2 separate regions of the Mus musculus genome follow, and region 2 is linked to region 1. A link is a loop called in an ENCODE intact Hi-C map of the cell type or tissue named here. Cell type or tissue: left cerebral cortex. All regions are shown on one strand. Each heading gives the region's core, and the rest is flanking DNA. Links, peaks and the distances in the headings are about the cores only. Region 1 has its middle 47 kb from the start of Gm39232. Region 2 overlaps A330008L17Rik (RIKEN cDNA A330008L17 gene).

Evidence for each region. Peaks named below come from ENCODE experiments on the same cell type or tissue, not always from the same donor. Only the 100,000 strongest peaks of a DNase experiment are listed, where the experiment ranks them.
Region 2: it touches region 1 in a loop (14-fold over the local background); 5 of 42 quality-filtered maps call a loop at or near these places.

Annotation. Positions count from the first base shown.
Region 1 is chr8:100,769,269-100,777,613 of GRCm38, reverse strand. No RefSeq gene overlaps it. Among named protein-coding and RNA genes, the nearest start is that of Gm39232, 47 kb to the right of the region's middle. In left cerebral cortex, for the core only: a CTCF peak has its summit at 4,704 (motif pointing right); a DNase peak (open chromatin) is centred at 4,693.
Region 2 is chr8:99,417,248-99,425,592 of GRCm38, reverse strand. All of the region lies in intron 1 of A330008L17Rik (RIKEN cDNA A330008L17 gene), which reads right to left. It also overlaps a transcript of Cdh8 not described here. Among named protein-coding and RNA genes, the nearest start is that of A330008L17Rik, 4.7 kb to the right of the region's middle. In left cerebral cortex, for the core only: CTCF peaks have their summits at 3,846, 5,697 (motif pointing left) and 6,775; DNase peaks (open chromatin) are centred at 3,926, 5,668 and 8,004; H3K4me3 peaks cover 948 bases; H3K27ac peaks cover 390 bases.

The DNA of each region.
Region 1 (8,345 bases), core at 322-8,321:
TTAAGTCACAACAGGACTAACTACATCCTTTCCCACTGATGACAGGCAAGTCAGCCGAGCTAGTAGAACGTGATTCAAAAGCCCACAACAGAGACAGAGATAATCCCTACTCCAATGATTTTTCCATTATTTTTTAATTGATTATTTGATTTATTTACTTTTCAAGTGTCAGCCCCCTTCCCAGTTCCTCCTCTGCAGACCCCCTATCCCATCCCACCTCCCTCTTGCTTCTATGGGATGCTCCCCTACCCACACACCCACTCCCCCTTACTGCCCTAACATTCTGCTATGCTGGGTCATCAAGCTTTCACAGTACAAAGGGCCTTCTCTCCCACTGATACCTTATAAGTCAATCCTCTACTACATACCCAGCTGGAGACATCGGTTCTCCCATGTGTACTGTTTGGTTGGTGGTTTAGTGCCTGGTAACTTTGGGGGATTCTGGTTGGTTGAGACTGTTTTTCTTCGTATGGGGATGCAAACAGCATCAGCTTCTTCAGTCCTTCCCCTAACTCCCTCATTGGGGTCCCCATGCTCTGTCTGATGGTTGGCTGCAAGGTATCTGTATTTTTCAGACCCTGGCAGAGCCTCTCAGGAAACAGCTCCTGTCAGCAAGCACTTCTTGGAATCAGCAATAGTGACTGGGTTTGATGTCTGCATATGGGATGAATCCCCAGGTGTGATAGTCTCTGGATGGCCTTTCCTTCAGTCTCTGCTCCAATTTTTGTCCCTGTATTTCCTTTAAACAGGAGCAATTCTAGGTTAATATTTTTGAGATGGATGTGTGGCCCCATCCCTCAACTTCTGGCCTGCCTAGCCTCTGGATATGGTTTCTATATGTTCTTTCACCCCTTTGTTGGGAATTTTAGCTAATGTCATCCTAGTTGGGTCCTGGGAGTCTCTTGCTTTCCTGGCATGCAGGAAAGTCCACTTCAATAATTAAAGGACCCACATATAGAACTAGCAACAAATCTGCTACATATATGGAAGGCACCAAGGTCCAGCTGATGCATATTCATTGGTTGTGATTGAGTATCTCAGCCCCTGTGGGCTCAGGTTAGTTGGCTTGTAGGGTTTTTTTTTTTTTTTTTTTTTTTTTTTTGTGGTGCCCTTTACCACTTCACCTCCCTCATTTCTTCACCAGACTCTTCCACATATTTCCGTCATCTACTGGATGAAGCCTCTCTAGGGATAATTATGTTAGGATCCTGTCTGCAAGCATATCATAATTATCGGCAAGTGTTTGTTCTCCTCTATGGTGTGGGCCTCATGTTGGGTCAGTCATTGTTTGGCCATTCCTTCAAGTTCAGCTCCATGCTTATTCCTCCATTTCTTGTAGGTAGGACAAATATTGGGTCAAAGGTTTTGTGGGTGAGTTTGTGTCTCCCTCCCTCCACTGGAAGTCCCCATCTACTTCAGATGACAAATTTATTTCTCCTTATGAATGAGATTCAAGTATTCTCCCATCAACTTTCCTTGTTTTGTAATGTCTTTGGATCTGTGGATTGTAGCATGGTTACTTTAAGGATTATATCCACTTTTAAGTGAGTTCAAACACCTATATCTTCACTCTCTATGCATCTCTTGCCTTGATTGCATTATTCTTTTCCAGTGTTTGACTTGATCTTCCTTTAGTCTGTTAATAAGGGATTTTCTATGCTATTATAATACTAGATTCCTTATAAAGTAATATGAGGAAAGCATGGACATATTTATTGTTTACTGTACATTCTCAAATTGATGATTTATATCAAATTGATGATATGCATATAAAACAGTACCTATGGAGAGATAAGACGTGTGGAGTGTGGTGTGTGTGTGTGTGTGTGTGTGTGTGTGTGTGTGTGTGTGTGTGTATGAGCAAGAGAGAGATATAGAGAGAGTCATAAAATTAAGGAGAATATAAAGATTGAGAAGTAGAATTGAACAGCAAGCAACGTTTGCAGTGATGACTCCAATTACCATTTGTATCAAAATCATAGCCAGGTAAAATCTAAATAAAACAATAAACAAGATGCTTTCAAATCTAAAACTTTTGGTTTTCAAAGAAAGAAAGTACCAGCAAGGTGTTTCTTTTCAAATTTATGTCAGAAGACATTTTCCAACCTTGTGCTTGGATTCACTTGCTCCTATTCTTGGTTGAGGGAAAGAGAGCCCAGCCTTAGATAGAACAGCTTGCTGGGATGTTTTAGAGAGTCACATTTTAAATAGAAGTGATTGAAACATTGCCCTTCTCACAGGATGTGTAGAAAAAAAAATACTAATATGGTTGCCTGCAAGTGAATTTGATAAAAAAAAACAACAACAAAAAACAAACAAACAAACAAAAAAAAACACTTGGCTTCTATATAGGCTCAAATCATGTCAATAAAGCAAACATGGATTTTCTCCATTATTACATTAATTTTCACATTTAAAATAAATGAGACAAATTTACAAATGATACAGTGTTCACTACACGAAACTTTTATAATTATTTTGGAAAGTGACTAAATTTTCAACCACATACTCTCAATTAAATATCTCCTTAAATTTTCTCATTTTCATTTTTAAATCTGTTGTCGAAACTCATTTACTTTAGAAAAATTAATTGCTGATAAAATTTTGTCACATCATCTTTCTAACAAGTTTGACTATGTAAATAAAGTATTTAGAGGCTGGACAAAAAGCTCAGTGGGAGAGTCTCTGGCTTGTGTTTAGAAGAAAGACGCTTGATACAAGTCCTAGTGATGCAAAACAATACAGAAACTTCTACTCAAATATTAATGACTACTACTCCTCGGGTGAACAAAGATAAGTAGACTGGTGCATTTATGACCACAGCTAGCAATTAGCTACTCATATTATAACAAGGAAGCATAGAGTTTACTGTAGCCTTGGCTCTTTAGGCATGTAGTTTCTTATGTTGATAAAATGTTAGGATCATAAACTCTTTGGATTTCAAGACTTAGATTAAAATTGATATCTTACTTTCTTGTGTCTTCTGCTACTATAATGGCAGAATTCACAGGGCTCTGCAAAATTCCCGATAATGGACATAGACCACAACTTGAAGTTAAGAAATGCATGCCACACGAAAGGTAATATCTTAGTTGACCTACCCTCCATTCATCAGGAGAAAAAGACAAGCCCCCAAAGAGCTTTAAGTACCACAGATGTGTTAGAATTGGGTAATCTCATGGACCTGAGGTTAAAATAAGATTTTTTTTGAACAGTACATGAAACTAAATCACGAATGATAGATGTGCATTTTGGCTGATCTTCGGTCAGGGTCCTTGACAGCTTTTATACAAAGGATACCATTATATAAGAACATAATCATGACCCCAGGAGAGATTTATAAGCAAATTAGAAGTATTTATAAGGTAAAAATGTTAGGGTAATTCATGACTTCACAAGCTTAAAATATGGTACAGAAATTTTCTATAAGAATTAAAGGGAGAATAAAGGATCTAATGAATAATTTTATTGGCAATGATAATTTACACAAATTTCCTTCAGAAATCCTAATCCCTTTCTTTGTCTGCCTGTATGTCTGTCTGTCTTTCACATATAAATAACCGAGCAAATATTAAGACAGAAATTATAGAAATGAGAAATAACAGAAGCTAAATTGTTTTCAGTGCATGAAGAATAGTATTTTCAGCTCAAATTTTCTTGGTATGGAAAGAGCACTGAAATACACTGAATTTTATGATTTTCATCTTTCTTGGACCAAGAAGGCCATGCAGATGTGAAGACGTTAATATGATGGATTCCAAGTTAGTTAAAAAGGCACACTTTCAATAGCCATTCCTCCATCATCAATGCATATGATGTAAATAGTAAAAGATTGGAATGAAGTGTGGAAGTTAGCAAATTTGGAATTTGTGTATTAACAGAATTATATGTAAATATATTTTAGTTAAAATTTATATCTTCAATAAAGTTATGGCAATTAGACCTAATTCATGTGAATTTAAAATATTAGTATTTTTAAACATCAGGACTTCTGTTTAAAAGCTAGTTAGTGGTACACTTCTGTCATGAAAACCAGATAAATATGTTAAAATATAATGCATTGTCCTCGGCCAATACAATATAGCTATGCTTGTAATAAGAGAAATCCGAGTAACTTCTCTATACCACAATTTGTTCTGTGTTTTAACACTGTACGGTTCCTTGACGCTCTAACCTTATTTGAATCCGTGATTTCATTTAACACACACTAGTGGTTCTCTGTGGAAAAGTGTTTTGAAATATAGCAACTGCTTTGAAATGTTTCTGCTCTTACCACCTAGGAAATTTCCCAAAGTATAATATAGGAGAAAAGTTATACATGTGGTTACTTATGGATATGCGGGCTAGGGGATATAGAGAAATAGTAATATAGTTTTGGCTCTGTTCCCCAGAACCTGACACGAAGTCTGAGACATGGCAGGATTCCCTTACAACGTGCAGAATGCATTAAACTTACTTGAAAGTCAGCAACTCTGCTCTCCGTGGGGAAGTTAGGAGGGAAGCTTTCGCTTCTGGAGCCTTGGATTCTGCGTGTAATGAACTCTGTGGTGGTAGGTTAATGGGAGTGGGATGCAGTTCCTCCAGAGGCGTTCTGTAAGGAGTTTTATACTGAAATGCACAGCCCTGTTTTTACCACTGCTAGTTAAATAGGTGAGCTTCCTTTTGTTCCCTCTGTGTGTAGGATCGCCAGCTGCCTCTAGATGGTGCTACAGGCTCACTTCAAAACAGCAACAAACTCTAACTGCAAAATAGCTGAGGGTTTCTGACCTCTGAGCCATGGTCACCATACCTACACTTTAGTCTCTTGCCAAGTCACACGAAGGTGCTTTTAAAAATGAATCCATTTGGTGAACTTTGGTCACACTTTTCAACTTCTTTCCTCTCATTATCATTGTTTTCAAATTTAAAAAAAAATCTGTTTCAAGATATGGTTAATAGCATTTCTAAGTATGTTTGTTCACTTTTAATTTATAATCTACACTGGAAAGTTGGAAATGACAACGGCATGTTAGATAATTAAAGATGTTTCTTCCTCGACCATTCTATGTTGGTTTCAATATGCCTTTTTTGTGCAGAACTCAAAATTTGCATGTCTGTGGTGTTTGATCTTCATGAGTCAATTTTAGCTTAATGCTGGGGATACAGCATTGTTGAAATAGGAGTACAATGATTCCACAAAAGTGAAAGCTATATGTTATATACACTGCTGTGCTGCCTTCTCATTCCCTGGGAAGACAAGTCATGTTTTTTGCTTGTTTTCTTTTTCATGGTCATCTTTGATAGTTATCAACATATGGAATTAAAATCATCCTAAAATAGCTATAAGAGAAAAGCAACCACGTTTATATATGTCAGCCTATACATTGACCTAGTAATATTTCTTAGATGTAGTTAGACTCTATTCTCTATAGGGCTCTGTGTGAGCCATTGGTTTTCATTCCAGCCCTCTAAGACAGTTACATGAACTTTTAAAAAGGCCATCACAGAGCTGGCCAGTCTTTTTGGGGGAAACTACCATTGAAAGGTCTTTAGCCACTTGTTTTAGAACTCCATTCAGTTCCATTATTGTAGAAAAGAATATCTATGTAAAGTACTGATTCAAACAATCAGTGTGCCTGCAATATGTAAATGTTGATCAGGTACAGAAGTACAGAAAAATATGAAAGAGTATTGAGTGTAATTAATGCTACCTTGGGAGATAAAGGAAAAAATTAAGCTAATTTCAGCAAACTAGAAGAAATAACCTATTTTTTTGTTTGCTTGTTTGCTTGTTTGTTTGTTTGTTTTTTGTCTTCTAAGAATGAATATGAACTGCCAGAGTGACTGGAGTGATCAAGACATACTTATTTTTGTAAAGAATATGAACATAGGTGGGCATTGAGGGATAGACCTATAATCCCAGCATTCAGGAAATGAAGACGGGAGGGTCAGAAGCTCCAAGTCATCTTCAATTCCATAGTGAGTCAGAGACCAGTCTGGGTACCTGAGATACAACTGCATGAAAGAAAATTAAGCCAAAGTTCATGAAAAAAAATAAAACATTAGTATATTCATATTAGTTATCTCAGTTGATTCAGTTCTTATTTAACTCTCCATCAATTTCTATACCTCCTTTTGTGTCTGACCACTTCCTCTTTTACACATCTGCAAACCTAGACTCCAACTAAGAGGTTTACTCAAGGGCACAGAACAAATTGCTGAGGTAATTTCAAGGCTCCTGTCTGCTGCCTATGTGTTCCTCAGTGTTTCTTATTGCATTTGGATAAAGATCAGAGAAGGAAGTAGTGTGAGGCTGGAGATGTAGATTGGTCGCAAAGGCCATACCTGGACCATTCCATAAAAGATATTATGTTTTAATCTCTTAACATGAAAAGCAGTGCATTGCTCTAAATCAGAGGGCAGCCAAACTTAGCTTGAAGGAGTAACAAGAAGTCACAGGATTCAGTTCCGAATAGCAAAGCTTCCATTTCCACTTTACTAGGTAATCAGGCTAAAGAAGCCTGGTGGATAGGTGACTGCTGACACAAACGCAGAGTTAGAGAACCAAACACACATTCCAGCCTCAAGAAACCAAAAATATCAGGAGTCTCAAACACATGGGGCCCTGGATATAAAATGCTGAAGACTCTTCGAACTATCACTTTAAATTGCTTACATAATCTTGGAAAAATCATCTTCACTTTTTACAGCAGAGTTGTCTCAGTTTTTAAGTGCAGGTAGGCAGAAGGTGAACACATGGTCTTCCTTAGCTGTCTTTCTACCATTTTCTGGGGGCTTTATGTTGTTATTGTTGTTGTTGTTTATTTTATTTTATTTTGTTTCATTTCATTTCATTTCATTTCATTTCATTTTATTTTATTTTATTTTATTTTATTTTATTTTATTTTATTTTTAAAGGTGTGTGGACTCAGTTCTGCTGGCCAAGACTCAGCTTTGGGGTGCTGACAGGTTACCAACTTAAAGATTCTATGTAGAAGTTTGGAACATTTTTGAGGCTTCCAGAAGCCAGTCTAAAGTCTCCTTTAACATGATTTAAACGTCTTATTTGCACCCTTGTGTGCAGCACATAACACTTTGCTTACCATGCACATGCTGTGTGTGAGTACAGTCACTGTAACTCCATTCAAAATCTATGATGAGCACCAAAACCAAAGATTGCCTTTTGTAGTCACTGGGATTCATTAAGCTAAAATGCATGTGTGCTTGCTCATGAGAAAGAAAATTCAAGGCGGTAGATAGGGAGCCACAAACAAATAATAAGTCTAACGTGAATTAAGCAGCCAATTAAATCTAATGTGCAGTGTGAAGTAGTCTTTTACCTTAATAGACAATGCTGGAAAGACTCTGAGGATAGGAGGAGACTGGATTCTTGAGATCAGATTTGGGCACATGTATGGGTAGGTTACAATGCAATTGTTCTCTGTGGTTAATTGGGCTATATTTCTCAGAGTTATTAACTGTGAGCATTAAGAGAAGATATGTCCCCTTCATATTACTAGGTCCAAAATTCCTAGCTAGAGCACAACACACAAGTCACATGAATTGCTGCAAAAATACATTCCATTACTATCTTGCTCTGTCTTTCCCTGACTTTCGTGCTAAAGAATGAAATGCAGAGAGTGTTTACCAGTGGATTTAACTGCTTTTGCATGCTAAAGGACATAAATAAGAGAGAGCCCAGCCTGAGCATCCTTGGACTGATGGGGCACCACCGCAATCAGTCCCCTCACATCTAGCCACTCCATCTACGTCGTGCCCTGTGGTTTTCAGTAACATCACTGATTATTCATTCAGAGACCTGCTCATCCCATCACCACCATACACTGGGCACAATTGCTCATTGTTCTCCACTGATTAGAACGCTGTGGTTTATAAATGGATGATGCAAAAGAAAAATAGACCAAGGCCATTACTTGTAGGTGGATTCTCTAGTACTACACTCTGGGGTAATCAATCTTCTCAGAACTATTTCCAGCCCACTTGCTGTTGGGAATTTTTAAAGTGACATTCTCTCCCGGCAACTGTAGCAAACCCATGAATGTCCAATTTTCAAGGCACCTTAAATATTACTTTTTCTATGACAGTAAAAGTATCTAATTTACCATAATACTATCTTTTATGCGCAATCCCCTAATGCTGGATTCAGGTCTCTAAATGACAGACTAAATGGCCTAAATAGAGAAGTGTGTGAATTAATATATCAAGACTGTCACTACTAAACAGTGATGATGGCCCTGGTCCATTACCTGATGATGGACAAGAGTTTAGACAATGGATTATACAGTCAATTATATATCTGTGAACTAGTTCTTGGAATTAAAACTTGCTCTATTCATTGCCATTTA
Region 2 (8,345 bases), core at 172-8,171, 1.4 Mb after region 1:
CATGTGTATATCCCAAGAAAGTCTAATCTTATCTCCAAGAAGTGTTGCTTTATTGCAGAAGGTATAAACTATTTAGAAAATTATAATTTAAAGAGAAATGAAAGGAGGGTGGTTTGCCTCGAGCACAGAATATGCTCAGGAACAGCGATGGGTACCATTTAAAGGGTGATTGAGCGCAGGCATAATGCCTTGTCTGAGCAGGAAAAACATATAACATGGTCAGAATACACAGTGCGAATGTAGCAAATGATGTCTTTTGTGTCTGTGCTTCTTGGGTCGTGGGGGTTTTAAAAGGTTCGTGGAAGAGATGATTATATGCATCCACAGGCAGATCGTGTTTTCAACATCTCTCATGGGAGTACTTCTTACACACACAGAAAACTTGGACTTAGAGCATATATAAAAGAAACTATTTAATTAGCTAGTCAAAATTAAGGAGAGAGGCATTTTATTCCAAGAGTTGAAACAAGACTTATACCTTGCCTCAAATGTCTTACATTTTCTTGCAAGCCTCAGTTCTTTTCTGTGAAAACTAATGAAAGTTTTATCAATTTCAGAACACCAAGGCAAGTTTCCTTTGCCTGGAACACACAAGGTACTTTGGTTGCAATATCAGAAGAGAAACAAAATTCCAATTATATTTTAAAATGTAAAATACATTTCCCATCAAAACTCTTCATCTGAAATATTAAGATTTACTACAGGTAACAAATAAAGTGATATCTATATACATATCTCCCGTTCTCTCTCTCTCTCTCTCTCTCTCTCTCTCTCTCTCTATATATATATATATATATATATATATATATATATATGCTTATATATTTAAATATTTATTAAATATTTTATATACTTGTAATATAATATATAAAATATATAATATATAAATATATCTTTTTCCCCATGGTTCCAAATAAAAAACTTAATTGCTCAACACTAATTTATTCTGCTGGTGGCATTTATTTTCATTTTATATTCTGTATGTAATTTGGAGGAAGTAGAACAACACAATGAACCATTTTTCTCTAGACCAAAAACAATGACATAATTTGGAGTAAGAAATCATGAATAACTTCATGCAAACATGGAAGAAAAAGAAAAAAGATTCACCACATTCTGTGTTTTGGGCAAGTCATGTATGTTGGCTGTTTTTCTGCTTCTGAAGAATAGAAATATCCATTTTAACAACTATCTCCAGTAGAAAAGAATTTTTTGTAGGTTTACTATTTGAATTATTAATTAATGGTTACCAGAAAAAGATTTAAGGCATATTTGAGTTTAGTTTATTTTGTTGTTTCCTATTTTAGCTTTGGTTTTTGTTTTATATTTCTATATTACTGATACGTGATGCAAATATCTTCCTGATAACTGATTTATTAACAATACTGAATCCAAAAATTTTCATTCAATAAGATCTGTTTTGAAGGAACCTCGTGTATTGTATGTGAGAGTCATATTCCAAGGCTCTGAAACATTTCAAGCATTACAAAACAACAGATCGTATTTTTAGACTCTATAGAGACTTGGTGAAAGAAGCAAATATCCTTGCTCTCATTAGAAACTGAGAGCTTGCCTTTTCTAGATTGCAGATTAAGGTTCTAAACTGTACTGTTTATTATCTGGGCTTTTATTTCCATATCTTACATATTCTTGAGTGTACTAGCTCATTTTCCCCAGAATCATATGTGTAAAAGTAGGTAGGTCGTTATCAACCTTTAAATATCTGTGATCTGATAGTAGTGTCTTTCAAGAGCTATCTAGCTACATAACTATGTATCTATGTTCATATATTTAAAAAACTGGCCAATTCAATTCCTATAAAATGAAGATGTTCTGTAAGGACTCCATTGCCTCTAAAAGCCTGTTACTGTAAACCTTGTGTAATAATAGACCAGCACATCTCACACAATTGTTGCAAAGATCATGTATGAAGTCAAGTGTGCTTAAAAATATATATAAAGGGCTATACAAATGTAAATCATAATAATAGAACCGCAGCATTCTTGAATTTTAAAAATGAGCAATTAAACAAGACTTTGAGTACCTTTCAAATTATTATTCCCAGAGAATTTCCGTAATGGTATTTATGATTAATGATGGTATTATTTTATCGCCTTGTTTTAAACTCTTTGGAAAATTTGTATTTAACTTGGTATCCATGAATCCTAGGATATATATTATAAACCCACTTACAGGTAAATATTGTGATAATGTTTGCATTTGCAAACACTTACTTCTGTTTCATTTCAATGTGTGAATCCTTTCAGTGAAGTAAAATTTGAGTTAAAAGTGAGTTATAAGTGACTAAAAGTATTGCATAGTGATAGAATGAAAATTTAACTTTCCTCTACTGCAACAGAAAAAAAAGTAGTTTTTGATAGTCTTGCATTAGTATAATTTTAATATTTAAGAGGATCAGACATGATCCGATATTATTTATATGCATGCTTTCATTTCTGTATGTGTGAATGTGTAAGAGTGTTTGTGTGTGAGTGCAGGTGCCCTCAGACACTAGGTGGATTCACAAGAGCTGGAGTTACAGGCCCAAGGTGGGGGTTTGGAACCAAAGTCAGGCCCTCTGCAAAAACTCTGTGCATTTGGAAACTGAGTCATTTCTTCAGACCTCCTGTCAAACAATTTTGATTTAAATTGTTGTGTCATTAACTGTATATTCCGGGGAAGGGATCAGTTACATTTTCTGAGCCTCCGTTTTGTAGTGCAGTGAACGATGCAAACAACGGCTACCATCCACAGCGTTTTAATAATTAAAGAGATGCAGTAAGTAAAGAATCTAATGGAGTAGATTACGTGGCAGCTTGCCTCACTCTACGTTTGCCCTTGAAGATAGCTCAGTCAGAGGGTAAGCTCAAACACGATGCTGCATAGTAATAGCAGTAAAGGAGACTCAAGTAACAGGTATCCGGAAACCCAGTCATTTGAATAATGCCTTCGCAGTTCTTCTGTGCTCATAGTAACTGCTTAATGGGATGTTTGTGTGAGTAAAGTTACCTTCTGCTATTATTAGTTTGCATAAAACATATGCCCAGTGAATGCTTTGTAAGATTTCTTCTCTTACTTAATGCAGCTCTATTTATTATATATAGTCATGTTTTTGGAGCATCTAAATTTTTCTTTTCTTTTCTTTTAACAGGCCGGAACCCTGAAAAATCTCTTAAGCAAGTCCACTATTTACAGAAGAGATTGTTTTAACAACATCTTTATGAAAACATAGAGTCTCAATCGAGCTGCGCTATAGACAACCGAAGAGAATTTGAAGCCCTGTTAGGAGATGAAAAGCGAGTCTGACTGTATATCAAATTGGGTCTGAGGAACTGAAATTGTTTTATGTGCTTCAATTAAGCCTCATACCACCCCCCTGAGGTAAGAGAGAAGTATTATGCACTTTTCTGGAGTCACAAACTCAAAGCCCATGGAGAGGTTAATCAATTTGCATCAAAAGGCCTCAGAGCTGCTCTGCTGTCAAAATGGGAACAAAACAGAATTTCTTCCTGGGGAGCAACTTACTTTCTTTTATTTGCCTGATTACTGTGGTGTATGAAACTTCAGGAAAAATCATCAAGAGAGCTCCAGAGAAATCCCTGAGAAAGGATTAACATTCGCTTCAGTTTAGTAAATGAACGATGTGTTTCACATGCAAAAGCAACGACACCTTTTTTGTTTTGCCAAACACTTATGAGGAAATGACCACTGTGAGGAAGGAAAAAAAAAATACATAAAGAAAACGGAGAGGAGCACTCCAGGAATGAGGACCCCAATTGGTGGATTTCTTTCTTCTTTCTTCATTCCACCTCCTTTACATAGCAACCTGCACAGATATTGCTCGCTAGAGGGCACTTGAAGTAGAAGGAAAAAAAAAAAACAACCCGGCTTCGATATCCATCTAACAGGACTGGTGCCTGCGCAAGCAGAAGAGAAACCGACAAGCAGAAGGCAGTTTCCTACATGGCAGTACCTGTAATAAATGAGCGGAAACATCTTTAGACAGCAGTGTGCAACTTTGACTGACAAAAGAATACTGCACACAGTCTCTGAGCTGACATTTCCTTTCACCCTTTCAGTCTTTCCCAAATGCACGTGTGCGTGCTTTGTTCGGTACTAAATGACTTGATAACAACTAATCAGAACCAAAAAACTTCATTTGATACGTAAGAGGACAATTTCCCCTCTCCTCTATAGATCTGTGCTCATCCTTATATCTATAATGAGATGTGAAGAGTAGGCATGTCCATTCAAATAATGGTAATTATCTAAATTTAAGTATACTGTGATGTTGAATAAAATGTTACAATTGACAAGTAGTAAAAGAGAACTTTTTCTCTCCTCTGCCTTGCTTAAAAAGTATGTGAAATATTTCTTAAAATTTTATATCTGTTTAGCTCCCAAGAAAAACAAGAGGGTTCCAGGATCTTAATTTAGTTTTTATTCCCACATTAAAAGATGAAAGGAAGGAGGAGAGAGAGGAAGGAAGGAAGGAAGGAAGGAAGGAAGGAAGGAAGGAAGGAAGGAAGGAAGGAAGGAAGGAACTAAGCAAGTAAGATTAAAATGTAAATGTTCAAGTGTGTAGTCTGCAAGATCAGGGCTGGCCTATGTGATAGCTTTGTCCAGTCCCTTTAAATCTATCTGCCTTTCCCCTGCCTCCTTCATTTCTGTTGAGAAGCTGAATTGGGGCTTATCTTGTTTTGAGCACCTGGGAAGATGGAAGATAATTCCATTCTGACCACCTTCTTCAAAATGCTCTCTGCACAGATGTGGTTTTTCAGAAAGTGTTTATACCATCATTTACAAAAAATAATCATGGCAAGCTGTAGATGAGGAACTACAGTCAATATTCAGAGATAGAACCCTAGAGTCAGGGAAAGCTAAAGTCAGTAGTAGAGAATGCTCAACGTCTGGAATCTTAAACTGCAAACTTAAAGAGGATTTTACTTCAAGAATTGGTAACTACTTCTAAAAAACAAAGTCAGTTATTAAATCCCATAATTAATACAACTGAAGTAATCACAGGGTGATTTAGGGTAAATTTTTCTATTTATTTCTGTGACTTATGATAGTAGTATTTGGAAACCAGAACACTTCATTAAAAAAAAATGCACTAATACAACACTCATTTCTTTTTGTCCTTTCTCGTTTTTTACATTTATCATATGAAAAAGAAATTGCCTAAGGCAGTGGTTTGCAAACCACAGCAGTGATAGGACTCCCTGGAGCATTTGCTACAACCCAGATTTCTAAACATCACCTAGATTCTAGAATGCACAATTCCATTTCTGACAAATCTTCAGAAAGTGCTTGAGGCAGAACCCATCGAAGGCCCTCCGGCCGAGTACCTTTGTCTTGGGGAAATCCCCATAATTGCTCCGTGATTTGGTTTGGGCACCGTCATATCCTTTAATGATTTTATTAAGGGGTTGGTTTAAAACAATCTCATATAATTTTTTTAAAGCTATCCTGCTTAATTAAATATTTATTAACTTTTCGGAAAGGCTCTTTTGTTCTTAAGACCTCCTCAATACGGTACTTTAAGATAAAGATTGAGAGGTTAGGCAGATGACTCAGTGATCAAGAGCACCTACGGCTGTTTCACAGGACCACAGTTCTATTCGCAGTATCTACTCAAGAAGCTCACAGTCACCTGTAGCAGTTCTTGGACATCTGATGCCCTCTCCTGGCCTCTGCAGGCATCTGCACACACAGTTAGATACATATACAGATAAATGAATATAAATCAACAAACCTTCTTAAAAGAGGTTTAATTTTCTTTTCTCCAGTCTTCTTTGCCCCACCTCTGGGTCTCTGTTAGGGATTGAACAGTTAGCTTACTGAACAGTAGACAATCACTCTCCACTGAGCTCTAATGCCATCTCCAAAGTGATATTTGATTGTGTCATTGTTCCAACATATCCTTTGCCCTCCCAGGATGAGCACTGTTCTAAAATTGTTCATTCTTAGGAAATTTGCAGAGAAGACTGTGTGTATTTCACACTGTATTTGTTTGGGCTGCTTCAGATCGTAGATACTAATTTTTTTTAATTTTTTTTTTTTACTGAAAGTGGTAACATTATAGGCTGATATCCCAATGTAAAAACCCTTCATTCACAGACTCTGCCCTCCACAGTTTTGAACCTGGTAGAATCAGAGAGAAACCTTCGAGTTCATTAGTTCACCAAAGACTAAAATAGGAGAAAACCAACCAAGCAAGCAAACTTCACTGTCATTATATCATAGTAAACATCTGCTTTTGTTTTTTGATTACTTTAGTTTAGTTATAAATGTGTGCTGAAGGGGGAACAGAGGGTAGAAGGGTGCATCTTAATTCAGCCAATAGTAGATATGCTGCCATTCCCTGTTCAAATGGAGAAAGTATAGTTATCTCTCCCCTTATTCTATGTTCCCCTTCCTTATAAGCATACTAACTGGTGGCTTTGATTAAACTTTTAAATAACTAGCCACTTCTTTGTATTGTCTCCATTAAACAAAGTTTCAGTTCATAGTGAAAACCAACAAGCATCACTTCTTGAAGCCTATCTTCATCTTACCCACTCTTCATCCCAGTGAACTCAACTGCCTATCTGGCAGTCTCTGGAGTCAGATAGGATCATCCGGCCTTCTCCAACTTTTCCCACCACTGATAAGTTTCCATTTTGTCTGTGGATGTGATTGTGCCCTACGATTATACTCTGGTCCCATCAAAGCTTTCCTCACTAATCCTTCCTAATGAAGTTCCACCAGGCAAGCAATTTGGGTCACCATTAGAAAAAGCTGGTGTAGTACCATCTTCCTCCTGGGGAACTTGTGTGACTCCAGAGAGTATGCTGAAAAGAAAACACCTTCTTGAGGAAGTACAGTCTCACCACCAAGACATTGCACTGCATTCTATTAAGTGTGGGTGGAATTGTGAAAGAGACAAATGCCTTTGCCTTTCAGCATCCCTGATTATTTTAGAAATATCCTGATAGGGCTTTTAACATTATCTTAATCCTCTTTCACACTTCTTAATCACCCAGACCTCCCTTAAGAAACTGTCAGGAAAGTCCAACTGCAGAGCTTCACATAGAGATTAGGGATGTGGATAGGGTCACCTTAAATTTCAGGGGTCCAAGAGTTAGTGAAGATAACATGCTTTGATATTGCAAGAGTAAACATGCTTCAATGACTGAAACAAATTTATAACTGAACTTGGTGACATTGGATTCTGAATCCCTTCGGCTTGTCAGCTGAGTTTTACTTTTTAGGAAAATTAGATCAGAGGATATCCTCTCTCCGGCAGTCTTTTCTTTTGAGATGACTTTGTTACTTGTGACAATCCGCAGCCTTCAGGAACATATGACCTTTTTTTCCTTCTCCTAGATGTAAGAAAGTACCCCAAGGAAAGGCTCAGACCATTTGTTCAAAGTGAAAATGAATGTCTGAAAATTAAGCACAACCGAAGGTGTGATCTATTTCTTTGTCCACTTGGGACTGTCTAGTCTAACGGCAGTTATAATTTGATTGAGTTTGACTGCTGTTCTTTTCTAAGACAGAATTAGCCAAAGCCAGAATGCCTCCTCATAAGCGAACACAGCCTTTGAATAGAGAACAAACAGCAACTGCTGGAGGGGTAAAATACCCCTTGTCCCCCACCCAAATAATTTACCAAGTTTCTTTCTTTAGTGTCCCCCACCCAAATAATTTACCAAGTTTCTTTCTTTAGTGTCCCCCACCCAAATAATTTACCAAGTTTCTTTCTTTAGGGTAACGAGAATGTGAATCAAACAGATAATAACCTGATAGCCAATGTCTTCAACTTTTTACCGTGAGAGGTTAGGTACAGCATCAAAAAGCCAAATTTGCATAAGTATTATAAGCATATTGTGCCTATTTTTCCATTCTGCTCACTGCGTCTCATTAATTCGAGTCAGACAGTACAGGCTCCACAGCCCGTGCGTCTGCTCCTCTGCACCCCTTCTGCTGCAGCTCTGTCCCCAGATGGTCAAAAACCCATCTTCAGAGCTCACGTCTAGTCTAGTGAGTCAGAAAACAGATAAACCCCTGTCTTCCATGGAAGAGAGTTTTGAAGAAAGGTAAGGGATGTTTAATTTGTCATGTATTTCACAGTGTTTAAATGACAAACAGAGATCGATGCCGCTGAATATTTCCACGTGTTAGTCTTGATGGCCACAAGAAAAGAGACCTGGGTCTATGGGTCTGTGGCCCCTATATGCATTGGCTTATACTTGGGTGCGGATTTTGATTTGTTTTGTTTAAAAAAAAAACAAAACAACTGAGTGCTTACGAAATTCTATCATTAGACTGGGCAATCCAAGGGTAGGGCATCACTTGGTAGA